2 separate regions of the Homo sapiens genome follow, and region 1 is linked to region 2. Evidence: read pairs that join two places in POLR2A ChIA-PET (ENCODE). Cell type or tissue: K562. All regions are shown on one strand. Each heading gives the region's core, and the rest is flanking DNA. Links, peaks and the distances in the headings are about the cores only.

Evidence for each region. ChIA-PET counts read pairs that join two places held together with the same protein. Peaks named below come from ENCODE experiments on the same cell type or tissue, not always from the same donor. Only the 100,000 strongest peaks of a DNase experiment are listed, where the experiment ranks them.
Region 1: POLR2A ChIA-PET joins it to region 2 with 5 read pairs; 4 of 35 experiments call an interaction of 5 or more read pairs at or near these places.

What each region holds. Positions count from the first base shown.
Region 1 is chr19:18,125,945-18,139,996 of GRCh38, reverse strand. MAST3 (microtubule associated serine/threonine kinase 3) reads right to left here. Exons shown (of 28, transcript NM_001393504.1): 12 at 11,539-11,597; 13 at 11,046-11,131; 14 at 9,295-9,503; 15 at 7,950-8,088; 16 at 5,286-5,418; 17 at 5,015-5,180; 18 at 4,156-4,257; 19 at 2,636-2,758; 20 at 873-982. It overlaps LOC124904650 (a long non-coding RNA gene), which reads left to right. Exons shown (of 3, transcript XR_007067153.1): 3 at 847-908. Among named protein-coding and RNA genes, the nearest start is that of PIK3R2, 20 kb to the left of the region's middle. In K562, for the core only: no CTCF peak of the experiment used is centred there; no DNase peak of the experiment used is centred there.
Region 2 is chr19:18,233,851-18,248,482 of GRCh38, reverse strand. It overlaps a transcript of PDE4C not described here. Among named protein-coding and RNA genes, the nearest start is that of CIST1, 14 kb to the left of the region's middle. RefSeq lists an enhancer at 1-142. In K562, for the core only: no CTCF peak of the experiment used is centred there; a DNase peak (open chromatin) is centred at 8,953; H3K27me3 peaks cover 2,398 bases.

The DNA.
Region 1 (14,052 bases), core at 2,327-7,326, 100 kb after region 2:
ATACAAAAAATTAGCCGGGCGTGGTGGCGGGCACCTGTAATCCCAGCTACTTGGGAGGCTGAGGCAGGAGAATGGCGTGAACCCGGGAGGCGGAGCTTGCAGTGAGCAGAGATCACGCCACTGCACTCCAGCCTGGGCAAAAGAGCGAGACTCTGTCTCAAAAAAAAAAAAAGAAAAAAAAAAAATGGCTAAAACAAAAGCAAATTAAAACAACAAAACAAAATAAAAAAATACAAGGCCGGGTGCGATGGCTCATGCCTGTAATCCCAGCGCTTTAGGAGGCCGAGGCGGGCAGATCATGAGGTCAAGAGTTTGAGACCAGCCTGGCCAACATGGTGAAACACCATCTCTACTGAAAATACAAAAAAATTTGACCAGGTGTGGTGGCTCATGCCTGTAATCCCAGCACTTTGGGAGGCTGAGGCAGGAGGATAGCCTGAGGTCAGGAGTTTGAGACCAGCCTGGCCAACATGGTGAAACCCCATCTCTATTAAAAATACAAAAATTAGCTGGGCGTGACGGCATGCGCCTGTAATCCCAGCTACTCGGCAGGCTGAGGCAGGAGAATCGCTTGAACCTGGAAGGCAGAGGTTGCGGTGAGCCGAGACTGCGCCATTGCACTCCAGCCTGGGCAACAGAGCGAGACTCCATCTCAAACAAAACAAAACAAAAAACCAATACAATTCCTAGCACTTTGGGAGGCTGAGGTGGGAGGATCACTTGAGTTCAGGAGTTGGAGACCAGCCTGGGCAGCATAGCAAGACCTCATCTCTACAGAACAAAACAAAGCAAAATCAAAAAACAGATACGAAAGCAAACAGACATCATGCAATGTTTTCTGAGCAGTGGCTCCCCTCGGGACCCGGGCCCACCTTGCTGAACCGGTGGGAGCAGGAGGAGAACTGGGGGATCTCTGTGGACGATTCTTCATCATTGGTCTCGTCGTCCTCGGAGCCCAGATGGCGGTAACGTTCCGAACGTGCTGTGGGAGGGAGAGGCACATGCAGCACGCCTGATGCCCAGAGATGATCTCAAGGGCGGTGTGGCAATACGGGGAGGGCATCTCAGGATAGGGTCACTGCCAGGGCAAAGGCTCTGAGGTGGGACAGTGCCTGGTGTGTTTAAGGACCACGGGAGGCTTGGGCGGCAGAGCAGATATCTGGGGATCAACACCAGCTGTGTCCCTAAAAAGTTGTGGGGCCGGGTGCGGTGGCTCACGCCTGTAATCCCAGCACTTTGAGAGGCCAAGGTGGGTGGCTCACTTGAGGTCAGGAGTTTGAGACCAGCCTGGCCAACATGGTGAAACCCCATCTCTACTACAAATACAAATATTAGCTGGGCAGTAGTGGTAAGCGCCTGTAATCCCAGCTACTTGGGAGGCTGAGGCAGGAGAATCGCTTGAACCCGGGAGGCAGAGGTTGTGGTGAGTCGAAATCGCACCACTGCACTCCAGCCTGGGTGACAGAGCAAGACTCCATCTCAAAAAATAAATAATTAAAAAGTTGTGGGACCAATTAGCCAAGCATGGTGGCAGGCACCTGTAATCCCGACTACTCGGGAGGCTGAGGCAGATAATTGCTTGAAACCGGGAGGTAGAAGTTCCAGTAAGCCGAGATCGCGCCACTGCACTCCAGCCTGGGCGACAGAGTGAGACTCCGTCTCAAAAAAAAAAAAAACAGGTTGTGGGACCAGGGGCGGGAATTCCTATTTCTGAGCTTCAGTGATTCCTTGAAATGGGTCACACAGAATTAGGTAAAATTGCGCATCTTTTTTTTTTTTTTTTTTTTTCAGGCAGTTTTGCTCTTGTTGCGCAAGCTGGAGTGCAATAGTGCCATCTCAGCTCACTGCAACCTCCACCTCCTGGGTTCAAGCAATTCTCGTGCCTCAGCCTCCCAAATAGCTGGGATTACAGGCATGTACCACCATGCCTGCCTAATTTTTTGTATTTTTAGTAGAGATGGGGTTTCTCCATGTTGGTCAGGCAGCCTGGTCTCGAACTCCTGACCTCAGGTGATCTGCCCACCTCAGCCTCCCAAAGTTCTGGGATTAAAGGCTTGAGCCACTGCGCCTGGCCAAAATTGTGCATCTCCAACATAAAGGATGTTCCTCATTTTACAGAAGAGGAAACAGAAGCTCAGAGAAGACCTCTGACATGAAGCAAGTTCTGAAGGAGGTGCTGGACACTGAAGGGCAGGAACCCCAAGTGGGGAGAGAGAGAGTCATTCCTCAGAGCTCACCTACAGTGCCCCTGCAGGGACGCCTCCAAAAAAGCTGCACTAGGCGCCCTACCCTCCTGGGTAACAGATGGGGCCCCATGCCTGGTCAGGGACGGACACCCAGGAGGCCCAACTTGCTGGGGAACCCCAGACAAGGGTCTGCCACACTTGGTGCCTTGGTTTCTCCTTCTGAAGCCTGAGGGATGCTGTGGCCTCCTGAGCCCAGACACACAGGAAATCCAGCCAGGGGGCGGCCGACACACGCCCTAGATTCTTGGAAGGCTCAGGAAGTCGGAAGCTCCAGGCCTAAGGTGAGGTGCCAAGCTCGGGTGGAATGCCTGGCACACAGCCCTCTGCCCCCAGGGACTGAGGGATGGCAGAGCACCCCCCGCCCCCCCTCCAGGGGGATCCCTCCTTACTGTCAAAGTAGCTGGTATCATCCTCAGCTTCGAGCTGGGGCACGAACTCGGCTTTGTGTCGGAGAAGCCCTGCCCAGTCCAGGGCCAGGAAAAAGGGGTGCTGCTTCACTTCGTGGGTGCCACCTGCAGATATGCCCCGCTGAGCCCTGCAGGTCCTCACCTCACCCGCCACAGGATGCCCCCCTACCCCCACTGCCCATGCTGGACACATAGTAGGGACAACACAGAACCAGAAAAATGGGCCGGGCGCAGTGGCTCACACCTGTAATCCCAGCACTTTGGGAGGCCAAGAAGGGAGGATCACCTGAGGTCAGGAGTTCGAGACCAGTCTGGCCAGCATGGCAAAACCCCATCTCTTCTAAAAACACAAAAATTAGCCGGGTGTGGTGGCTGGTGCCTGTATTCCCAGCTACTCGGGAGGCTGAGGCAAGAGAATCGCTCGAACCTGGGAGGTGGAGATTGCAGCAGTGAGCTGAGATAGCACCACTGCACTCCAACCTGGGCAACAAAGCAAGACTCTGTCTCAAAAAACAACAACAACAACAACAACAAAGAACCAGAAAAATGGGAACAAAAATCCGCTGTCATTTAGGAGCCTGGAGAGGGACGAAGCCAGGATTCAAACCCAGGCCAGCAGCCAGGCATGGTGGCTCATGCCTGTAATGCCAGCACTTTGGGAGGCTGAGGCGGGCAGATCACTTGAGGTCAGGAGTTTGAGACCAGCCTGGGCAACATGGTGAAATTTCGTCTCAATTTCGTCTCTACCAAAAGTATAAAAATTAGCCGGGCATGATGGCACATGCCTGTGGTTCCGGCTACTCGGGAGGCTGAGGTGGGAGGATCGCTTGAGCCTGGGAGGCGGAGGTTGCAGTGAGCCAAGATTGTGCAACTCCACTCCAGCCTGAGTGACAGAGTGAGATCTAATCTCAAAAAAATAAAAAAGCACCCAGGCTGCCCAGGTTCCAAAGATTCTGCCCTTCTCTCTGCTGCCATCTGGGACCACACCGCCTAGAGAAAGCCCAGAGCCTTACGAGGGCCTCCTTCCCGGGCTTCTCCCACTTCTGCTCCACAGAGCAGGTGATGATCCCCGACCTTGGACCCAACCGTCTCCCATAGCAAAGCCTCAGTCATGAACAGGAGCCATAGTGGCCACGTGATGGGTGGCTGCATGAGTCTCAAACGGTCCCTTAATGATTAACCAGGTGGCTGGGAAAACTGGGACAGTGGGATCTTCTGGGCTGGGCCTTTGACACAGGTCCTGGTGACTTTACAGCCTCACACACTTATTCAGGCTCAGTGCTCCATATGGGCACCAGACCCAGCTACTTTCTATTCTTTCCAAGGTCTTGTGATAGTTCCTGGAGAACTCCTGTGCATCCTTCAAAACCCTAGCTGCAAACCCCCTCCTCCATGCAGCTTCCCAAGTAGAACTCTTGTCTACCCCGGGCGCTATCCCTCCATTCCCTGGGTCCCAGGGCCTGAAGGAGCCACCCACCTGGGTTCTCCCCCACACTACATACCAGTGCCCAGACGGTCCAGCGGGCTCTGCCGGAGCAACCTGGTGATGAGGTCCTGGGCGTCTGCTGGAAGGGCCTCATCTCCCTCTGGCCACATGATCTCATCTAAAATGAGGGAGGGAGGTAAAATGAGGGAGGGAGGGAGAAGGCAGGGTACCCCTTTCTAGTACCATCCACCATTTCCCCTCACTTCACTGTACTCCAAGCCACTGGCCTCCTCTGCCCCTGCAACGTGGCAGGCTTGGTACCCACTGACAGCCTTTGCCACAGCTGTGCCCTATGCTCAGAGCCACCTTTCTCTTTTCTGTCTCTATGGCTTTCTCTCATTCTCAGGTTCTTGCAGGTCTCTGCTCACATGTCACTTCTTTTTTTTATTTTTTGAGATGGAGTCTCGCTCTGTCACCCAGGCTGGAGTGCAGTGGCACAATCTCAGCTCACTGCAACCTCTGCCTCCTGGGTTCAAGTGATTCTCTTGCCTCAGCCTCCCAAGTAGCTGGGATTACAGGTGCCCGCCACCATGCTCGGCTAATTTTTGTATTTTTAGTAGAGATGGGGTTTCACCATGTTGTCCAGGCTGGTCTTAAACTCCTGACCTTATATGATCCTCCCGCCTCAGCCTCCCAAAGTGCTGGAATTACAGGTGTTTGCCACTGTGCCCAGCCTCACAAGTCACTTCAGTGAAGCCTCTGTGACCCTATAATTAATCCAGCCACCCGCCTCACTCAGCACCCCACCGCCTCCCCACCTGGCATCCAACTCCCTCCCCTCTTCCTGCTTCTCTCCCTGACATGCGGGTGGAGGACCGCTGCCCAGAGCTCTGGTGGGGCTGCAGCTCAAACCCAGGCCCGTGGAGGAAACGCACCGCTGACCACCTGACCGAAGAGTTCCTCGGGGGTATCTCCAAAGAAAGGCACGCAGCCCACCAGAAACTCATAGAGGACGACGCCCATGGCCCACCAGTCCACTGGCTTCCCATAGCCCTGGCGGAAGATCACCTCGGGGGCTATGTACTCCGGCGTCCCACACACCTGGGCCAGGGAGAACGGGGAAACTGAGGCCAGCCCCCAGCCCAAGAGAGGTCCCAGGAGAGAGGAGGAGGCATCCCGGGGCTGCCCACCCACCTGCCCGCCCACCTGCTTGTCGATGAACTCTCGGGCGTCCTTCTCGATGTGGCCCTCATAGAGGTTGGTGGCCATGCTCATGAGGCCGATCTTGGACAGGCCGAAGTCCGTGAGCTTGATGTGGCCAAGCGAGGTGATGAGCAGACTGTGGGCAGGTTAGGAGTGTGCTCAGAGCTGGGGGGCTGGGGTGCCTGGCCTCCCCTTCTGCCCTAGACCTTGGCTCCGCCTGAGATGGGCAGAGCTCTGCCTCCAACTCCTGGGCCCTAGCGATCCTCCTGCTCAGCCTCCCAAGTAGCTGGAACTACAGGTGCACACCACCACACCCAGCTAAGGTTTTTTTTGTAGACATAAGGTCTTGCTATGTTGCCCAGGCTGGTCTTGAATTGCTGGCCTCAAGCAATCCTCCCACCTTTGAAAGTGCTGGCATGACAGGTGTGAGCCAGCATGCCTGGTCTCTACTGTGTGTGCGTATATGTGTGTGTGTGTATATATATATATATTTTTTTAGTGTACTTTTAGTAGAGACGGGGTTTTGCCGTGTTGGTCAGGCTGGTCTTGAACTCCTGATCTCAGGTAGTTCACCTGCCTCGGCCTCCCAAAGTGCCGGCACAGAATTGTTTCTTTACAGAGCTGGAGCAAACAGGAGGTACTGACTACATAGTTCATTAAATGATGGTTATACACAGTGAATTCTCTGGAATGTATTTTTAAGTGGCAGATGCACCCAGAAGGTGCACGGAAATGCGACTTCATACAGCTGGTGCATAAGACACTATGATGTAGCAAAACATTTATATATTTAAGTCCATAGGAAAACCTAAACAGCAGTATATACTGTACTTGCGTGAGAGTTTTAAAAATGAGTTCATTTGCCGGGCGCAGTGGCTCACAACTGTAATCCCAGCACTTTGGGAGGCCGAAGCCGGCAGATCACCTGAGGTCGGGAGTTCAAAACCAGCCTGACCAACATGGTGAAACCCCGTCTCTACTAAAAATACAAAAATTATCTGGGCGTGGTGGCGCATGCCTGTAATCCCAGCTAATTGGAAGGCTGAGGCAGGAGAATCGCTTGAACCAGGGACTCTGAGGTTGCAGTGAGCCGAGATCGCACCACTGCACTCCAGCCTGGCGACAGAGTGAGACCCCGTCTCAAAAAAAAAAAAAAAAAAAAAAATTAGCTGGGCGTAGTGGTGGCGCATGCCTGTAATCCCAGCTACTCGGGAAGCTGAGGCAGGAATATTGCTTGAACCCGGTAGGCGGAGGTTGCAGTGAGCCAAGACTGCGCCACTGTACTCCAGCCCGGGCGACAAAGACTGTCCCTGTCTCAAAAAATAAATAAATAAATAAAGATAAAGTGTTCTGGGCCAGGTACACAGTCATTGCCTAATAACTGTTCTTCTGCCTATTTTGTATACACCTGGTGCCTAACAAGTACATGCCAACCAAGAAAATGTGATATAGAAACCCAACGTTAGTGTGTAAGGAGTTATTCATGCTTCTGAGTTCCTTAGAGCATCGAGCACAGGCCCAAGTATACAGCAGGTGCCACATACATGTCTGTTTTCTAAGCCACTTGCCAACTGCAAAATGCCCTGAAAACATGCGAGGCGCTTTTTTTTTTTTTTAAGATGGAGTCTCGCTCTGTCGCCCAGGCTTGGGTGCAGTGGCACGATCTTGGCTCATTGCAACCTCCGCCGGGTTCAAGAGATTCTCCTGCCTCAGCCTCCTGAGTAGCTGGGACTACAAGTGCGCGCTACCACTCCCAGCTGATTTTTGTATTTTTAGTAGAGACAAGGTTTCACTATGTTGGCCAGGCTGGGCTTGAACTCCTGACCTCAGGTGATCCGCCCGCCTTGGCCTCCCAAAGTGCTGGGATTACAGGTGTGAGCCACCAAGCCTGGCCTACATGCAAGGCTCTTAACACTCATGTTCACATCTCCACACATGTATGTGAGAAATGTCAGTTCTTGCCTCGTATCTCGAGGACACCTGACAAACAGGCATTCCTTTTTCCCTGCACACAGCAGGCGCTCAATAAATGCAGAGGAGAAAATAATACAGGGGTTTCAAAGCAGGTGGCCCTGTGTCTCCCAGTTGCCCACAGAGGGTCTGGCATGCAGTAGGTGCTTACCACCTACCAGAATAAAATAAACATCCTAAGGCTCTCAGTAAACACGTTCTCTTCCTTGCTTTCCTGCACTAATATACAGCAGGTGCTCAAGACATGCACGGTCACTGTCTTTACATGTAAGGTCTCGCAAATTGCATAATCCTGTTCTGTGTGTGTAGTTGGTGTCTTATAAGTGCATGTTCTCTCCCCTTGTGCAGCAGCAGCTCTGGGTGCGCAGCCCCTTCTCCTGTATACAGTGTGTGCATCCTAAGTGCACATCCTCTCCCCTGGATTGGCAGCACCTCCATAAGTGCACCGGCCTTCCCCTGCATACAGCAGACGCCTATTAAGTGTCTGCTCTCCTCTCCTCTGTACACACAAGATGTTCACCATGCGCTCATTCCCTGCCTTCCTGTCAGGAGGTACCAACAGAGCTCAGACAGATGGGGCTCCTGAAGGGTCCCGGGATGCACCTCAGAGGCTCTGCCCTGATCCTCTTTGGCCCCGCCCCTGATCCTCTCTGGCCCCGCCCTCCGCGAGGCCCCGCTCATGCTAGCTCAGCTCACTTGTCTGGTTTGAGGTCACGGTGCACGATGCCATAGTTATGCAGGTACTCCAGCGCCAACACCGTCTCGGCGAAGTACAGGCGGGCCATGTCCACGGGCAGCGGGCCCATGTTCTTCAGGAGCGTGGCGCAGTCGCCGCCTGGGAGAAGGGCGGATGTAGTCATGAGGCCCGGGGCACCCCCGCCCCCCGCCCGCCCCTTAGGTTATGCCCAATGCCTATGCATCCTCCTCGCTTTACCTCCTGCAAAAGGTCCCCAGTTTGTTCTATCTCAGCGGGGAGGGTCGGGGGAGAGGGAAGGGGCGGACCCTACCTTCATTTATTTTTAATTTTTTAATTTTTTCTTCTTTTTGAGAGAGAGTCTCGCTCTGTCGCCAGGCTGGAGTGCAGTGGCGCGATCTCGGCTCACTGCAACCTCCGCCTCCCGGGTTCAAGCGAGTCTCCTGCCCCAGCCTCCAGAGTAGCTGGGATTACAGGCGCACACCACCACACCCAGCTAATTTTTGTATTCTTAGTAGAGATGGGGCTTCACTATGTTGGTCAGGATGGTCTCGATCTCTTGACCTCGTGATCCACCAGCCTTGGCCTCCCAAAGTGCTGAGATTACAGGCGTTGGCCACCGCGCCTGGCCTATTTTTTAAATTTTTATTTATTTTTTTGAGACAGAGTCTCACTCTGTTGCCCGCTCTGTTGCCCAGGCTAGAGTGCAGTGGCGCAGTCTCGGCTCACTGCAAGCTCCGCCTCTAGAGTTCAAGCGAATCTCCTGCTTCAGCCTCCCGAGTAGCTGGGACTATAGGCGTGAATGGGGGTTTCGCCATGTTGCTTAGGCTGGTCTCGAAGTCCTGACCTCAAGCGATCAGCCCACTTCGGCCTCCCAAAGTGCTGGGACTACAGGCGTGAGCCAGCGCGCCAAGCTGAGACCCTGCCTTCTGATTCTCCCCGACAGGGCAGCAATTAGTGCTGTATACAGCTGGTGTCTCCTAAGTGCATGTTCGCTCTCTCGCCTGGCAGTACTTTGGTAATAGTACTTTACCTGCCTGAACCATACATCTCCCTGCCTTCACTTCTGGTCTCCAGGCCTCTGCCCATCAGTTCCCCCCACCTAGGATGGCCACCCTCCTCTTGCCTCCAGGGTCCCATCCTCACACACTCCTGTCTGGGCTCCTCCAGCCCTAAACCCCCATGGCTGGGCTCCCTACCCCAGACTGGGGTTCCTGAGGGTTCCCCAAAGCAGGGTGAGACCTCATGGAGGACAGAACAGACCTCAACTTGGTCTAAAAATTTTCTCCCAGGCGTGGAGGGGTGAGCTCCCCATCGCTGGAGGCATGCAAGCCCCAGTGAGCGTACCTTCCACGTATTCCATGACCATACATAGGTGGCGCCGGGTCTCAAAGGAGCAGAACATGCTGACCACAAAGGGGTTCTCGGCAAAGGTGAGAATGTCACGCTCCACAAAGACCTGCTGGATCTGGTTACGCAGGATCAAGTTCTGTTTGTTGATCTTCTTGATGGCAAAGCGCTGCCGTGTGTCACGGTGCCGCACCAGGTAGACGGCCCTGGGGACAGAGGGCCAGGCTTGCTGGGACCGGAGATCGAGGCCCCAGCAGGCACTACAGCTCAACTTGAGCCCAGATCCCAACCTGCCTGGCCTTTGCCTGTGCTGTGCCCTCCACCTGGGCCACCCATTCTCCTTACCTGTTCCCCCTCCCAGAGCAGCCACCTTTGGGTTTAAGCCACCATGGCTGGGGGCCATATAAATGGGCTGCACATGGCCCTTGTATATTGGCCTCTAGGTTGTATGTTTCTTTTATTTTTATTTTATCTTATGTTTTTTGAGATAGCGCCTCACTCTGTTGCCCAGGCTGGAGCACAGTCATGAGATCACGGCTCACTATAGTCTTTACCACCCCCCCGGCTCAAATGATCCTCCCACAACAGAACCTGGCTAATGTTTAAATTTTTTGTAGAGATGGGGTCTCGCTATGTTGTGGAGGCTAGTCTCAAACTCCTGGCCTCAAGTGACCCTCCCACTTCGGGCTCCCAAAGTGCTGGGATTATAGGCGAGAGCCACTGCACCTGGCTGCTTGTGTATTTCTTTCTTTCTTTCTTTCCTTTTTTTTTTTTTTTGAGATGGTCTCACTGTGTCACCCAGGCTGGAGTGCAGTGGGGTGATCTCGGCTCACTGCAACCTCTGCCTCCTGGGTTCAGGTGATCCTCCAACTTCAGCCTCCCAAGTAGCTGGAATTACAGGCATGTGCCATTACGCCCAGTTAATTATTCTATTTTTAGTATTGATGGAGTTTTGCCATGTTGCCCAGGCTGGTCTCGAACTCCTGGCCTCAAGCGATCCTCCTACCTTGGCCTCCCAAAGTGCCTCCGCACCTGGTCTAGCTCTTTTAAAAGACCGCTAGCACCAAACTCAAAGTTTTACACATCCGTTTGTTTTACACACAGACCAAGTAAGCAAAATTTTAGCCACTGAGAGCCTGTCTGCTTTGCAGACTCGTGAAACTGCACCATCTCTGAGCCATGGATAAGATGAACTTTGTGGATTTCAAGACCCTAAGCTGCTACCACCCTGCAGGGAGTCTCTGACCCAGAGATTGAGTGCCCATGCTGTTGAACAACATCACCTAGACATGTAAGCCCCCTCTCTGATCCCCCTCTGCCCGGGGAGTTCCCTTGCCGGCCTCTCCCTCTTGATGGTGACTCCTGGAACCTCAGCCTCCAAAAGGCTTATGCTATGAGGGACTTCCCTTGTATGCAAGCCTGCCATTCAAAGCAGCACCTAAATAAAGCTCACTGCGTGCTACTCCCACTGGGTGGGCATCTATTTCCTTGATCAGCCCCCAAGCCCCTAGAACGCCCTACACCTGGGGCAGGTAAAGGCCTGGCTCGTGGACAGAGCACACATGAGGCTGTAACCTCGCTATGGCGTGTCTCCACTTCCCCCTCCAGTCCTCAGGTGCCTTCTCTGCCCATTCAAGGATGAATGTGTGAGCCCTGCTGGGGTAGGAGGGGGATGCAGGAGCTGCCTGGGCCTCAACCATCCCCTCAGGCATCTGTGAAATGGGTCTATGCAGGACTCAGGGACTCACCCATAGGCTCCGTTGCTAATGAGTTTGATGGTCTCAAAGTCGCTTTCGCATGGCTTCCTCCGTGACTGGCCGACCAGGGCGCGGCTCTAGGGGATGGGAAGGGCTTAGGGTCCTGCCCCGCTGCAGAGCTGGGAAGGCTTCTCCTGCCCCCAAGCCCAAACCACTGGTCCTGGTGCCCGATGCTACCTCCTCCCCTGTCCAAACTTCTCCAACTCAGCTTCTGACTTTCTGTACTTTTTTGCTCACAGCTGTGCCCTCCTCCTGGGAAATTCTTACACGTCCTGCAAAACTCACCTGTCCAGTGCCCCTCCAGCACTGCCCCCACCCGACTTCCAAGGCAGGGCAGTCCCACGTGCCGTCACCTTGCCTCCAAAGTCACCGATGCTAATTAAGCTACATGCAAGACCTCGGCAAACCCAGCCCTTTCTGCGGGTGCCTGGTCCACTCTGGAAAGAACAAGATGAGCGGGGGTCCCCCAGCCTCTGCTACTCACCTCTGGGGACTCAGGTGCTGGGGGCTGTTCTTCTTCGAGGTGACTCAGTGGCACCATCTCTGCAAGATGAGGGAGGAGGCTCAGCTGGAGCCTCCCTGCCTCACCCTGCATCACCCAGCAATTTCCTGAGGCCTCTAGAGTTCTCACCCCAGGCTGGGGATGCAGTGCCTCCCCTGACCAGCTCTCATGACACTGTCATGAAGCCACATCCGGGAGGCTGGATGAAGCAATGACTTAGGAACCTTCTAGAAGGGCCAGTGGGCTGCCCTGGCTCTGAAGTGCTCAGTCATGATCAAACTTAGGCTCTGAGCCTTGAGCCTGTGAAGACGGGATGAGACACAGGCCCCCTGGGTGTCAGCTCCTAACATCTTCCTCAGCTCAGGGTGCAGCCCAGGTGGAGGGTCCAATATGTTCTTGCCCCAGGCCTTGGCAGAGGGGCAGCCCCTAGCGAATGCCTGGCAAACATGGTCCAGCCACAGACCACATGTGATCTGGCCTTAGGTACACCTGGGTTTGATTCCCTGCTCAGCCTTATCTGCCTGGAGCCTCAGTTTCCTCAGCTTTATTTTTTATTAGTATGATTATTTAATTTATTTATTTGACATGGAGTCTCGCTCTGTCACCCAGGCTGGAGTGCAGTGGTGTGATCTCAGCTCACTGCAACCTCCACCTCTTGGGTTCAAGTGCTTCTCCTGTCTCAGCCTCCCAAGTAGACGGGATTACAGGCGTGTGCCACCATGCCCAGCTAATTTTTGTATTTGTATTTTTATTTTTTGAGACGCAGTCTCACTCTGTCGCCCAGGCTGGAGTGCAGTGGCGAGATCTTGGCTCACTGCAACCTCCACCACCTGAGTTGAAGAGATTCTCCTGCCTCAGCCTCCCGAGTGGCTGGGATTACAGGCGCCTGCCACCACACCTGGCTAACTTTTGTATTTTTAGTAGAGATGGGGTTTCACCACATTGGCCAGGCTGGTCTTGAACTCCTGACCTCAGGTAATCCGCCTGCCTCGGCCTCCCAAAGTGCTGGGATTACAGGTATAAGCCACTACGCCCAGCCTAATTTTTGTATTTTTAGTAGAGACAGGGTTTCACCATGTTGGCCAGGCTCGTCTCAAACTCCTGACCTCAGGTGATCTGCCCGCCTTGGCCTCCCAAAGTGCTGGGATTACAGGCGTGAGCCACCGCACCCGGCCAAGTATGATTATTTCAGAGACAGGCTCTTGCTCTGTCACCCAGGCTGGAGTGCAGTGGTGCCATCATGGCTCACTGCAGCTTCAGTCTCCTAAACTCAAGCAATCCTCCCACCTCAGCCTCTCAAGTAGGTGGGACTACAGGCATTCACCGCCACGCCTGGCTAATTTTTAAAAATACTTTTTGTAGGCCAGGCGCGGTGGCTCACGCCTGTAATCCCAGCACTTTGGGAGGCAGAGGCGGGCGGATCATGAGGTCAGGAGATCGAGACCATCCTGGCTAACACAGTGAAACCCCGCCTCTACTAAAAATACAAAAAATTAGCCGGGCGTGGTGGCGGGCGCCTGTAGTCCCAGCTACTCGGGAGGCTGAGGCAGGAGAATGGCGTGAACCCAGGAGGCGGAGCTTGCAGTGAGCCAAGATCGTGCCACTGCACTCCAGCCTGGGCGAGAGAGCGAGACTCTGTCTCAAAAAAGAAAAAAAAAAATTACTTTTTGTAGAGATGGGGTCTTGCTATGTCACCCAGGCTGGAGTGCAGTTGTGCGACCATAGCTCACTGCAGCCTCAAACCCCTGGGCTCAAGCAGTCTTCCCACTTCAGCCCCGCAAGTAGCTAGGACTATAGGCATGTGCGATCATGCCTGGCTAATTGTTTTTTTAATAGAGACGAGATCTCAGTATGTTGCCCAAGCTGGTCTCAAACTCCTGGCTTCAAGTGATCCTCCTGCCTTGGCCTCCCACAGTGCTGGGATTACAAGTGTGAGCTACCATGCCGGGCCTCCCCAGCTTTCAATGGGGACAGTGGCAGGTCAGTCCCACTCCAGGTATGGTCCAACCTTAGGGTCTATGCCTATGCTGCCTGTTTCACTCTTTCCTTTGGATCTGCAACCTGGTCACCTCCTGCCCTCCAGGCCTCAGTTTGAACACTGCCTCCTCCCAGAGCCTCCCCCTGGCTACTGCTGGACCAGGCTAGGTCCAAGTTCAATGCTCCAGCTTTCAGTTCCTCTTATCCTGGCTATTTGTGGAAATTTTTTTTTTTCTCTTTTTGAGACAGGGTCTGGCTTTGTCACCCAGGCTGGAGGACAGTGGTGTGATCATAGCTCACTGCAGTCTCAACCTGCCAAGCTCAAGCGATCTTCCCACCTTAGCCTCCTGAGTAGCTGGGACTACAGGCGCGCACTACTACACCCAGCTACATCTTTTTTTTTTTGAAATGTAGGCTCACTCTTTCACCCAGGCTAGAGCACAGTGGCGTGATCTCGGCTCACTGCAACCTCTGCCTCCTGAGTTCAAGCGATTCTCCTGCCTCAGCCTCCCAAGTAGC
Region 2 (14,632 bases), core at 6,623-11,622:
CTACGCCTCCCTTCCCTCCTTCCCCCCTCCTTCCTCTGCCCTCCCCGCCCCTCCCCCTCCATGCCCGGCCACCCTCTTGGCCACTCTCTCGTCCCCTCAGGCCCTCTTGGACACTCTGCCCTCCACCCACTGGGAGCCTCACCCAAGGAAAGTGTGTGGATTATGTCCTGGCCTGGTGCCCAGACAGTTAAGGGGCTCCGCTGAGTGGGTGTTGAGGGAGCCCTGGGCCTCCCTCTTGGTCAGGTCATTTTCTCCCCTCCTTCCCTCACTAGCCAGCAGGTCATGGGACCCAGGCAGGACTCCGCAGTGGTGGTAAGTGCCAGACATGCCTGGGCCTCCTGGAGCAAGCTTATTCTTGAGCTTGGGGGCGTCTCAGGAGAGGTGCTGGGGTCTCGTAATCCCCCTGAAACCATCAGAGCCACTCTGGGAGCTGAATGGGTCTCCCATGTGTCTGGGGCCAGGAGACCTTGTTTCGCCAGTCCTGATGCCCCCACCCAGGCTGCTGAACCTGGACAGGTGTGGGGAGGGGCTTTGGGCACCTGGCTGCTGTCCCTGGATGGGGACCGCTGCAAGGTCCGGGCGGGTGTCTCACACTGGTGCCTGTGGTGTGGTCCATGCCACCTTGATTTAGTTCCTTGGGGTTCAAGGGAGGGTGCAGAGAGTGTGGGAGTGAGCTTCTGTCTAGGGGGTGTCCCACAGGGCCGTACCTGGGCTCCCAGTGGTCTGGAGGTCTCAGAACCATTTCTGCAGGGCCACAGATGCCAGCAGCATGAGGCACAGCAGGACAACACTCTCCTTCCTGCTGAGTGAAGTGAGTAGGGGGTGGGGGTGGCCCAGGCCATGGTGGGGAGATCCCAGAGACCCTCTACTGAGAAATACCCAGAGCTGGCCAGGCGCGGTGGCTCACGCCTGCAATCCTAGCACTTTGGGAGGGCGAAGCAGGCGGATCACTTGAGGTCAGGAGTTCAAGACCAACCTGGCCAACATGGAGAAACCCCGTCTCTACTAGACACACAAAAAACTTAGCTGGGCATGGTGGCTCATGCCTGTAGTCCAGCTACTTGGAGGCTGAGGCAGGAGAATTGCTTGAACCTGGGAGGCGGAGGTTGCAGTGAGTTGAGATCACGCCACTGCACTCCAGCCTGGGAGACAGAGTGAGACTCTGTCCCCACCACCAAAAAAAAAAGAAACACTTAGAGCTGCTCGGGGACCAGCTCACAGGGGCCCACTGAGGCCCAGAGAGGCCACCAGGGAATTGGGGACCTGATCCAACTGTCCAGCCCAGGGCTGTGGCCACTGCTTTTGGGAGCAGGAGATCCCTTGTGCCTGGACACAAGGTTTTGACTCACCCAAGAAAAGGGGACCTGGCTGCCCCCGGGCCTGAGCAGTGGGTCATGAGGTCACAACTTCAGATCACAGCCAGTGCCCCCATTCTGGGAAACTGAGCCAAGAGGAAAACCCTGCGGGGGCTGGATTCAAATCCCAGGCCCATCACCTGAGTGGCTGGTAACCTCTCTAGGACTCAGTGGTTTCTGTTGTTGTTTTGTTTTGTTTTTTAGACAGGGTCTCACTCTGTCGCCCAGGCTGGAGTGCAGTGATGTGATTTTTGCTCTCTGCCATCTCTGCTTCCCGGGTTTAAGTGATTCTCCTCCCTCAGCTTCCCGAGCAGCTGGAGTTACAGGCACAAGCCTTGACGCCCGGCTGATTTTTGTATTTTTAGTAGAGACGGGTTTCTCCATGTTGGCCAGGCTGGTCTTGAACCCCTGATCTTAAGTGACCCACCTGCCTCAGCCTCCCAAAGTGCTGGGATTACAGGCATGAACCACCATACCTGGCCAGAACTCAGCGTTTTTGTGTGTTAAAAAACTGGGCTAACTTTGTGTGGAATGAGGGTGCTCAGGGTGAGCCTCGGGTCTCCTAGGGCAGGCGTAGCTGCATATGCCTTAATGTTTATTTATCCACACTCCAGCCATCTGCAGGAAGAGGAAAGGAAAAGGGTAGTCTGGGCGCGGTGGCTCACGCCTGTAATCTCAGCGCTTTGGGAGGCCGAGGCAGGTGGATCGCTTGAGCCGAGGAGTTCAAGACCATCCTGGGTAACACAGTAAGACCCTATCTCTATTAAAAAAAAAAAAATAGCCAGTCATGGTGGTGTACGCCTGTAGTCCCAGCTACTTGGGAGGCTAAGGTAGGAGGACTGCTTGAGCACGGGAGGTCGAGGCTGCAGTGAACCGTGATCATGCCACTGCACTCCAGGCTGGGTGACAGAGCGAGACTCCATCTCAAAAAAAAAAAAAAAAAAATTAGCCTGGTGTGGTGGCGGGCACCTGTAATCCCAGCTACTTGGGAGGCTGAGGCAGGAGGATCGCTTGAACCCGGAAGGCAGGGGTTGCAGTGAGCCAAGATCACACCACTGCACTGCACTCCAGCCTGGATGACAGAGTAAGACTCTGTCTCAAAAAAAAAAAAAAAAAATTAGCTGGGCATGGTGGCAGGTGCCTGTAATCCCACCTACTCGGGAGGCTGAGGCAGTAGAATCGTTTGAACCTGGGAGGTGAAGTTTGTAGTGAGCTGAGATTGCGCCACTGCACTCCAGCCTGGACAACAGAGCGAGACTCCGTCTCAAAAAATAATGATAATAATAAATAAATAAAGGACCTTCTGATGACCTCTCCCACACTCAGCTCACAGCATCAGTCATTTCACCTGCACATGGGCACCCGCTGTGTGCCAAGCCACATGCTGAGTGTGTAGGACACAGAACTGCAGTGACAGGCCCCAAAATGACAGGGCTCATGAGACAGATGTTAAGGCAAGAAAAAAGAGAAAATGTGGGGTTGGGTGAGTGCTCATGAGACTGCTCGAGCTGGGCAGGAGGGCCTTCTCCGGGAAGTTGACATTTTAGCTGAAGTATGGATGGAAACAAGCAGCTGGCCATTTTAACAGCCGGGGGAAGGGTGTCCCCGGCAGATGGCACAGCACATGCAAAGGCCCCGAGGCAGGTTTAAGGAACAGCAAAGAGGCCAGGCACGGTGGCTCACACATGTAATCCCAGCACTTTGGGAGGCTGAGGCAGGTGGATCACTTGAGGACAGGAGTTTGAGACCAGCCTCGCCAACCTGGAGAAACCCTGTCTCTACTAAAAATACAAAAAATAAGCTGGGTGTTGTGACAGGCACCTGTAATCCTAGCTACCTGGGAGGCTGAGGCAGGAGAATTGCTTGAACCCAGGAGGTGGAGGTTGCAGTGAGCCGAGATTGTGCCACTGCACTCCAGCCTGGGCAACAGAGTGCGACTCTGTCTCAAACAAACAAACAAACAAACAAACAAACAAACAAAAAACCAACAACAGGCTAGGCACAGTGGCTCATGCTTGTAATCCCAGCACTTTGGGAGGCCACAACTGGCGGATCATGAGGTCAAGAGATCGAGACCATCCTGGCCAACATGGTGAAACCCTGTCTCTACTACAAATACAAAAAATTAGCAGTGCATGGTGGCACGCGCCTGCAGTCCCAGCTACTCGGCATGCTGAGGCAGGAAGATCACCTGAACCTGGGAGGCAGAGGTTGCAGTGAGACAATATCGCGCCACTGCACTTCAGCCTGGGTGAAGGAGTGAGACTCCATCTCAACAGAAAATAAAAAAAGAAAGAAAGAAAAAGAAAAAAAAAAAGCTGGTCACTGTGGCTCATGCCTGTAATCCTAGCAGTGTGGGAGGCCAAGGCAGGTGGATCACCTGAGGTTGTGAGTTTGAGACCAGCCTGATCGACATGGAGAAACCCCGTCTCTACTAACAATACAAAATTACCTGGGTGTGGTGGTGCATGACTGTAATCCCAGCTACTCGGGAGGCTGAGGCAGAAGGATCGCTTGAACCCAGGAGGCGGAGGTTGCGGTGAGCCAAGATCGCGTCATTGCACTCCAGCCTGGGTGACAAGAGGGAAGGCCCTGTCTCAAAAAACAAACCAAAACAAACAACAACAACAACAACAACAAAACCCAACAACAACAAAAGGGAGCTCTCAGCTAGGTGTGGTCGCGGTCGCCTGTAATCTCAGAACTTTGGGAGGCTGAGGTGGGAGGATTGCTTTATCCCAGGGGGCCGAGGCTGCAGTGAGCTGTGACTGCGCCACTGCACTCCAGCCTGGGTGACAGAGTGAGACGTCGTCTCAAAAAAAAAAACAAAACAAAACAAAAAGGGGAGGTAGCTCAGGGTCTCCTACGAAGGCCTTCCCCACCCAGGAGCCTCCCATCAGGCCCTCCATCCCCATCCCAGCTTCTTAATGAAGAGGGCAATTAATCAGGAGTAGCAGGGCCAGGTGCAGCAGTTCATGCCTGTAATCCTAGCACTTTAGGCCGAGGTGGGTGGATTACTTGAGGCCAGGAGTTAGAGACCAGCCTGGCCAACAGGGTGAAACCCTGTCTCTACTAAAAATAAAAAAATAAAAAATAAAAAAAAAGATTAGCCTGGCATCGTGGTGGGCGCCTGTAATCCCAGCTACTCAGGAGGCTGAGGTGGGAGAATCACATGAAACAGGGAGTTGGAGGTTGGAGTGAGCCGAGATGGCACCACTGCACTCCAGCCTGGGCAACAGAGTGAGACTTTGTCTCAAAAATAAAAGATAAAAAATCAGGAGTGGTAGGTTGATGTGTGCTGCAGCTGAGACCAGAGGACACCCCACTATACCCCATCCCTAGTCCCTGGGAGCCCCATCCTTACCCCATTCCACTCCAGATGGGGGAGGGATAGCTGGCTGGGTCCCAGGAATCAGGGCTCTTGGGAGCACCCCCGCATCTGACCAACAGCCAGATGCTGGCAACTGCCCCCAGACCTGTTAGGTCTGTTTCACCTTCAGTTGAGCCAGGTCCCCCATAATTCCAGATCCAAACATTCAGCTGCCTCTGCTGGCTCCATCTGGGACTCATGTGATGCTCCAGCGAAATTGGAACCCACCCAAAGCCTGGTGCTTCCCCCAATTTTCCCCATGCAAGTAATGGCAGCCCCATTCCCCAGGTAACTGTGTGACTCCTGGCTTTCTGAAAAACAAGTAATCATGCTTAATAATCACCAGTCACCACCGGATGTGGTGGCTCACGCCTGTAATCTTAGCAATTTGGGAGGCCTAGGTGGGTGGATCCCGTGAGGTCAGGAGTTCGAGACCAGCCTGGCCAACATGGTGAAATCCTGTCTCTACTAAAAAATACAATTAATTGGGCATGGTGGTGGGCACCTGTAATCCCAGCTACTCGGGAGGCTGAGGCAGGAGAATTGCTTGAAAATGGGAGGCAGAGGTTGCAGGTTGCAGTGAGACTGTGCCATTACACTACAGCCTGGGCAACAAGAGCGAAACTCTGTCTCGAAAGAAAAAAAAAGTCACCAGTCACCCTTGAATCTTCTCTTTCTCACACCCCGTGGCTATGGCCTGTCTTTCAGCCCCCAAAACATATCTCAGATCCACTCACAGGCCCCGCTCTGGTCCATATCACCTGGCCACTGCTCTAGCCTCTGCCCCAGGGATAGGCCCTGCTCTCCAAATTGGCCACAGCAGGCTTCCTGTGATCCCCAAGTAGATCACATTCCTCAAAACCTCAACATTCTCCCAGAATCAAATCCTAAGTCCTCACCCAGCCCCTGAAGCAATGAACTTCCCTCCACCCTGGCCCTTGGCTCCCAATTCCCTTTTTTTTTTTTTTTTTTGAGGTGAAAGTCTTGCTCTGTGGCCCAGGCTAGAGTGCAGTGGTGCGATCTTGGCTCACTGAAACCTCCACCTCCCTGGTTCAAGCAATTCCCTTACGTCAGCCTCCCAAGTAGCTGGGATTACTGCCCCATGCCACCATGCCTGGCTATTTTTTTTTGTATTTTTAGTAGAGACAGGGTGTCACCATGCTGGCCAGGTTGGTCTTGAACTCCTGAACTCAGGCAATCTGCCCACCTCAGCCTCCCAAAATGCTGGGATTACAGGTGTGAGCCACTGTGCCTGGCTTTTTTTTTTTTTTTTTTTTTTTTTGAGATGGAGTCTCCCTTTGTTGCCCAGGCCAGAGTGCAACAGTGCAACCTCGGCTTACTGCAGCCTCCGCCTCTCGGGCATAAACAATTATCTTCCCTCAGCCTACCGAGTAGCTGGGCTTACAGGCACACAACACCACACCCAGGTAATTTTTGTATTTTTATAGAGACAAGGGTTTCACTATGTTGGCCAGGCTGGTCTTGAATTACTGACCTCAGGTGATCTGCCTGCCTCGGCCTCCCAAAGTGCTGGGATTACAGGCGTGAGCCACAGTGCCTGGCTTACCAATTCCCATTTCTTAAACCTACCAACTTGTTGCCACCTCCGGGCCTTCGCAGGTGCTGTTCCTTCTGCCTGGTATGCTGTTCCCCTATCTTTCTCCTGGCCAGCTCTTTCTCCTCTTTCAGGCCTCGGCTCAAAGCCACCTCCTCAGAAAATTCCCTAACTCACCCCAGCAATGTGATCCACTCCCTCATTCCCAGACCCTTGTCCAGTTTTCTTTTCTTCCTAACACGAGGTGAATTATTTTTTTGCATTTGTTCAATGAATACGTGAACAAATAGGAATGTGTGCAGGGAGTTCTCCCATCTGGAACCTTGTTTTCCCAGCAGGAAAATGGGCAGACAAGCCCAGCGCCATGGCTCAAGCCTGGAATCCCAGCACTTTGGGAGGCTGAGGTTTGTGGATCGCTTGAGCCCAGGATTTCAAGACCAGCCTGGGCAGCATAGTGAGATCCTGTCTCTACAAAAAATACAAAAATTAGCTGGGAGTTGTGGTGTGTGACTGTAGTCTCAGCTACCTGGGAGGCTGTGGTGGGAGGATCCTTGAGCTTAGGAGGTCGAGGCTGCAGTGAGTTAAGACTGCACCACTGCACGCTCCAGCCTGGGTGACAGAGAAAGACCCTGTCTTGGCCGGGCGCGGTGGCTCACGCCTGTAATCCCAGCACTTTGGGAGGCCGAGGCGGGCAGATCATGAGGTCAGGAGATCGAGACCATCCCAGCTAACACGGTGAGACCCCGTCTCTACTAAAAATACAAAAAAATTAGCCGGGCATGGTGGCGGGTGCCTGTAATCCCGGCTACTTGGGAAGCTGAGGCCGGAGAATGGTGTGAAACTAGGAGGCGGAGCTTGCAGTGAGCCGAGATCGCGCCACTGCACTCCAGCCTGGGCGACAGAGCGAGACTCCATCTCAAAAAAAAAAAAAAAAAAAAAAAAAAAAACAAGAGAAGAAAAAAGAAAGAAAGAAAAGAAAAAAGAAAATGAGCAGCTGACATCTCAGGGGCCTCCCATCTGGGAGATGCTAACTGTCCCCACACACCCCACCCTCTTCATTCCCGACACACCCTCCCAGCTACCAGGAACTCTCCCGAGGGAGGCCTCTTGTAGAGCACTTGCATTTCTGCCTTAAATTTCAGGTGCCCCTGGGAAAGGGTGGGGACAAGTTGTGCTCAAATGCGGGGAACAGTCCTAGAAGGATGAGATCTGAGCGTGGCTCAAGCCCCCAGCTGTGTGACTCCCAGCAAGCAGGTCATTTTCTCTCCAAGCTTTGATGTCTTCCTCCACAACACGAGTCAGAGGGCCCTCCACTCATAGGCAAGGAAATGAGCTATGTTGCATCCCTTACACACACAGAAGTTCAAGTTCAACTCACATCCGTTCTCCGCACCCTCTTCCTCCCACCCCACTTTGCCCTGGCTCTGGTCCTGATTAGCAGCATGGTCTTGGACCTCAGTTTCCCCATTTTTTTTTGAGACGTAGTCTCGCTCTGTTGCCAGGCTGGAGTGCAGTGGCATGATCTCGGCTCACTGCAACCTCTGCCTCCCAGGTTCAAGCGATTCTCCTGCCTCAGCCTGCTGAGTAGCTGGGACTACAGGTGCGCACCACCAGGCACAGCTAACTTTTTTGTATTTTCAGTACAGATGGGGTTTCAGCATGTTGGCCGGGCTGGTCTCGATCTCTTGATCTTGTGATCCATCCACCTCGGCTTCCCAAAGTGCTGGGATTATAGGCATGAGCCACCGTGCCCAGCCCCGTTTTTTTTTTTTTTTTTGACAGAGTTTCCCTCTGTAAGCCGGGCTGAAGAGCAGTGGCACAATCATAGCTCACTGCAGTCTCAACCTCCTGGGCTCAAACAATCCTCCTGCCTCAGCCTCCTTGGGAGCTGAAACTACAGGCACATGTACCACCACACCTGGCTAATTTATAAAATGTTTTGTAGCGACGGGGTGCCCAGGCTGGTTTTGAACTCACTTTTGGCCTCAACCTCCCAAAGTGCTGGGACTACAGACATGAGCCACCATGCCTGGCAGTTTCCCAGCTTTTTTATTTTTATTTTTACTTTTTTATTTTTTGAGATGGGGACTATGTGTCTGTAGTCCCAGCTACTCGGGAGGCTGAGGCAGGAGAATCACTTGAACCCAGGAGGCAGAGGTTGCAGTGAGCAGAGACCACACCATTGCACTCCAGCCTGAGTGCTGTTGCCCAGATCTGTTGCCCAGATCTTTCCACTGCAACCTCTACCCCCTGGGTTCAAGCAATTCTGCTTCCTCAGCGTCCCAAGTAGCTGGGATTACAGGTGCAAAGCGCCATGCTCGGCTAATTTTTGTATTTTTAGTAGAGACAGGGTTTTGCCATGTTGGTCAGGCTGGTCTCAAACTCCTGACCCTAAGCGATCCGCCTGCCTCAGCCTCCCAAAGTGCTGGGATTACAGGCGTGAGCCACCGCGCCTGGCCAGTTTCCCAGTTTTAATGCTCAGTCTGGTGGTGGAGATAGGCTCATTGGTGAGGCTCAGGAGGACAGTAGGGGAAGACTGGGCCATCTCTTTGAACCCCACCTCTCCCATCTCCACATTTGTCTTCACTGATCGCCTTACCCCAAAGCTGTGAGTTCCAGTTTTGTGCCCCATTCTGGGGTCAGCACCGCGGACAGCACACAGCCTGTGTCTGGCGCACGTGGGTCCCATTGTTTTATCATCAACACCTCTGAGGGATCCGTACCCCTTTCGCCTCCATTTCCCAGATGGGCAAACTGAGGCCGCTTGCCCTGGACCACGTGGCCTGGATTGAACCCAGATCTGTTGCGCTGAAGAGCTCACACTCCCAACGCATCCGTTCAGACTGATTCTGCCTGTTCTTAAAATGTATCCAGCATTTACCCAGAGCCTGCTTGGAAACAGCATCTCATTTAGTTTCTCCCATTCAGTCCTTCCTTCAAGGAACTCGGCACTGAAGCTCAGAATTGCTTTTATTTATGAATTGCAACCTTGGGCTCTAGTTACTTAACCTCTGAGCCTTCATTTCCTCCTTTGTTAAATGGAAATAATGGTGCTAAATGGCTTCATTATACCTTCATGAGCCCATCCATGTACTATTGGAACGGCATTTATACAGGGTGATTGTGCAGAAAATGTTAGCCATTAGTACTATCGTTATTATTCATTTGCTTATTTACTGCATGTTTTATTGTTTTACTTTTTTTTTTTTTTTGAGACAGGGTCTTGCTCTGTCACCCAGGCTGGAGTGCAGTGGTGTGGTCTCCACTCACTGCAGCCTCCGCCTCCCGGGTTCAAGTGATTCTCCTGCCTCAGCCTCCTGAGTAGCTGGGACTACAGGCGTGTGCCACCACACCTGGCTAATTTTCGTATTTTTAGTAGAGATGGGGTTTCCCTATGTTGGCCAGGCTGGTGTCGAATTCCTGACCTTGTGATCCACCTGCCTTGGCCTCCCAAAGTATTGGGATTACAGGCATGAGCCATTGTGCTGGGCCCTACTTTTATATTTTAATAAATAATATATTGGAATCTCAAATGTAAGAAAAAATATACAATAGAATATCACTATGGTGCATAGCATTATAATAAATAGCATTATATAGCATATAATATGTTATAAAAATAAACATACTGTTTTATTTATTTTTATTTTTAGAGACAGGGTCTCGGCCGGGCGCAGTGGCTCACACCTGTAATTCCCACACTTTGGGAGGCCAAGGTGGGCAGATCACTTGAGGTCAGGAGTTCGAGACCAGCCTGGCCAACGTGGTGAAAACCCCTCTCTACTAAAAATACCAAAAAATTAGCCAGGCGTGGTGGTGGGCACCTGTAATCCCAGCTACTCAGGAGGCTGAGGCAGGAGAATCACTTGAACCTGGGAGATGGAAGTTGCAGTAAGGCGAGATTGTGCCACTGCACTCCGATGTGGTTGAAAGAGCGAGACTCCATCTCGAAAAAAAAAAAAAAGAGAGAGAGAGAGATACAGGGGGTCTCACTCTGTCACCCAAGCTAAAGTACAGTGGCATGATCTTGGCTCACTACAGCCTTGACCTTCTGGGCTGAAGCAGTCCTCCCACCTCAGCCTCCTGAGTAGCTGGGGTTACAGGCATACACCACGATGCCTGGCTAATTTTGTTTATTTTTTGTAGAGCTAGTGTCTCACTATTTTACTCAGGCTGGTCTAGAACTCCTGGGGTCAAACCACCCTTTCAAAGTGTTGGGATTATGGGCATGAGCCACCGTGCCCTACTGAGCATGCTATTATTAGTTAATAAATAAATATTTCTGCAATGTGTACTGTGGACCAGGCACTTTTTTTTTTTTTTTTTTTTTGAGATGGAGTCTCGCTCTGTCACTCAGGCTGGAGTGCAGTGGCCCGATCTCAGCTCACTGCAAGCTCCACCTCCCGGGTTCACACTATTCTCCTGCCTCAGCCTCTTGAGTAGTTGGGACTACAGGCGCCCGCCACCACGCCCGGCTAATTTTTTTGTATTTTTAGTCGAGACAGGGTCTCACCATGTTAGCCAGGATGGTATTGATCTCCTGACCTCGTGATCCGCCTGCCTCAGCCTCCCAAAGTGCTGGGATTACAGGCGTGAGCCACTGGGCCTGGCTGGACCAGGCACTATTTATTTATTTATATTTTTTATTTTTGAGATGGAATTTCACTCTTGTTGCCCAGGCTGGAGTGCAATGGCATAATCTCGGCTCACTGCAACCTCCGCCTCCCAGGTTCAAGCGATTCTTCTGCTTCAGCCTCCCGAGTAGCTGGAATTACAGGCATGCACCACCACGCCTGGCTAATGTTGTATTTTTAGTAGAGGTGGGGTTTCTCCATGTTGGTCAGGCTGGTCTCAAACTCCCGACCTCAGGTGATCCTCCCGCCTTGGCCTCCCAAAGTGCTGGGATTACAGGCACGAGCCACAGCGCCTGGCCTGGACCAGGCACTATTTATATCCCCCCACGTTTGAGATCCCTACTTCACAGATGAGGAAACTGAGGCTCAGAGAGGTAAATTCACTCAGGAGAGTAGGACTGAGATACAGCTCTCTGGGCCAGTCCAGGTGTCTGGGTGAGGGCACTTCAGGGTCCTAGAGAGGTCCCATGACCAAGAACTTGCTCATGTCTTTCTGGTTTCTTCCAGTGGTTCTGGGAGTTGGTGGATTCTGGCTTGGCCCCTGTGAGCCCCCTTGGTGGTGGTATCATCCGGAGAGGCTTCTCGGGTACCCCATTGCTGCCATCGCTGCCGAGCCGCCTTGTGTTGCCTGGAGAGGTCGAGCCCAGTACCCATGTGGTGTTCACCATTGAGGCTTAAGGGACAGAGAAAAGACAGCGTGGTCCCAGATAGGTGAGAAGGCTGATGGGGATTAAAGGGGCCGGCCCCAGGAGAGGAAGAGCAGTTCGTCCATCTGAACCCTTCTTGACCTTATCCAGAAAGCATTTATTAAGTTAGCACCCACTGTGTGCCAGGCCCTGTACTTGGCACACAGTGGGCACACAGCCATGCACAAGGAGGTGCCCACAGGCTGATGGTGGAGACAGATCATACCAGGCAGAGACAGGACAAAGTAATCATGCTGTGATGGAGAAGAACAGAGGAGCCCAGAGGAGGCTCCTGACCTCACATCGAGGGGGCTCAGGGAGGACTACCTGGAAGAAGTGGCATTTAAACTTAACCTGAGGGCCTGGTTGTGGTGGCTGATGCCTGTAATCCCAGCACTTTGGGAGGCTGAGGCCGGTCCATCACTTGAGATCGGGAGTTCGAGACCAGCCTGGTCAACATGGTGAAACCCTGTCTCTAGTAAAAATACAAAAATTAGTTGTGGGGTGCACCTGTAGTCCCAGCTACTCAGGAGCAGAATTGTTTGAACCTGGGAGGTGGAGGTTGCAGTGAGCCGAGGTTGCACCACTGCACTCCAACCTGGGTGACAGAGCAAGACACCATCTTAAAAAAATAAAAACAGGCCGGGTGCAGTGGCTCACTCCTGTAATCCCAGCACTTTGGGAGGCCAAGGTGGGTGGATCACGAGGTCAGGAGATCGAGACCATCCTGGCTAACATGGTGAAACTCCGTCTCTACTAAAAATACAAAAAAATTAGCCAGGCGTAGTGGCGGGTGCCTGTAGTCCCAGCTACTCAGGAGGCTGAGGCAGGAGAATGGCGTGAACCCGGGAGGCAGAGCTTGCAGTGAGCTGAGATCACACCACTGCACTCCAGCCTGGGCGACTCCATCTAAAAACAAAACAAAACAAACAAACAAACAAAAAACAGTAAAACAAATCCTTAGCCTGAGGGATGAAGAGAAGTCAACCAGTGGGAGTGCGGGGAAGGGCATTCCAAGCAGAAGGAACAGAATGTATAAAGCCTCAGACTCAAGAGGATCAGGTGTGTCAGGAGCTGAAAACAGATCAGTGTGGCTGGAGGGTGGGAGGGGAGCCCCGGGAAGTAGGCAGGAGCTGAAACCACACACCAGACCTCATGGGGTGCCCTGGAGAGTGAGAGGTGTGTCTTCCGGAGAGAGAGTTGGTCAATATTGGCATTAAAAAATTCCCTGTGGTTGCTGTTGTGGAGCACTGACTGTCAGGGATAGGAGTGGAAGGAGACCAAGGAGACTAGGAAGGAGGCTTGGGCAGTGTCTGGGCAGGAGATACTGGTGCTTGGACCAGGGTGGGAGCCATGGGCTGGAGAGAAGTGAGGAGCTTTGGATGACATTTACAAAGTAGACACAACACCAGGGCTGGGCATGGTGGCTCACGCCTGTAATCCCAGCACTTTTGGAGGCCAAGACGGGTGGATCACCTGAGGTCAGGAGATCGAGTCCAGCCTGGACAACATGGTGAAACTGCGTCTCTACTAAAAATACAAAAATTAGCTGGGTGTGGTGGCGGGTGCTTGTAATCCCAGCTACTTGGGAGACTGAGGCAGGATAATCACTTGAACCTGGGAGGCAGAGGTCGCAGTGAGCCAAGATCGCACCATTACACTCCAGCCTGGGTAACACAGTGAGACTCCGTCTCAAACAAACAAACAAACTAGACACACCAGTTGTTGGTGGATGCTAGCAGGAGCTGGGGAGAGGGGGCACTGGTATGCACAGCTCCTGGTCTCAGACCCTTTACATCTGGCATCACTTTTAGTCCTTGCAATGATGCCAAGAGTTGGAGACACCATTATTATTCCTCTTTTCCAGAATATTTTAAAAAAAGACTTTGGGAGGGGAAGTGACAGAGCCAGCCAGTGACCATGTCCCTCACCATTGAGCCAAGTTGTCTCCCACAGTCAGTTCTTGGGAGTGGTGGGGGGGTGGAGAACAGGGACTGAACCACCCAAGCATAGAACAGAGAGGGAGTCATTTGTCATGCGTCACACAGCAAGACATGATGGTACTGGGGCTTGAATTCAGTCTGTCTGACATCCTGGCCCAAATGTTTTCCTTTTCTCCAACCTGGGGACATGGCTGGGGTCACTGGGAGATGGTCTCCATGGGAAAGACCTTGTTGAGTGCTTCTGAGACTTCCAAAAACATCGGGGCTCTTCTCAAATCTGATGCAGCAAGAGGCACCCTAATGGCCTTAAATGCCTCCCTGCCCAAGCCCAGAGCCCACAGGAGGCCTCCACCAAGTCATGACCCTGGGAGTACAAAATCTCACCTCTTTCTGCACCACACTCACCCGCCCAGCCCTGCTGCTGTTCATGCCTACTTCAGTTAACCATGATGGAAAATGTTCTTACCCATCCTTGCACTTCCCAGGAAATTACCCCTGAGACTAAGACGCCTGGTGGGTGGAGACTTGAGTTTCCAGAACTGGGAGGGAGGGGCAGGCCTGGGGTTTGAGGGCAGGAATCGTGGCTGTGAGGTGGGGCCTGGGCCTTTCTCAGGGCGAATGAGATCCTGCCATTTCCGCTGAGGGTCTGTGTGTTGGTGTGGCTTTAAAAGCACGAGAGTCTCAGAGATACTCCTCCTGCCTGTCCTGAGCTTCCACAAAAGGTGGGTTTTCTGCCAGTCCTCCCCCAACTCAGCTGCAGCATGGCTTTGGGGTGGGGAGGGTCTTAGAAGCAGAACTAGGATGTTTCTTAGAGAGACCTGACTTCCCCTCTTTGCCCATCCCTACTGGTAGCTGTTTGGAGCTCTGGCCAGAGGTAGCCTCTGTGTGCCCATCCCAGACATGGGAGCCCCCTCACAGCCTTGCCAATTTCCCTGTCCTTCTCATATCCCTGCCTGGCATGGGTGGGGGTTTTAGGGCTCCAAAGAGACCCCTTCTGGGGCTGAACCGCGGAGCCTACCTTCCTGGGCTTGGCAGAAAGACTGCTATCTGTACGTACCTCCGAAGACCAGAACCTTGACTGCTTCCAGA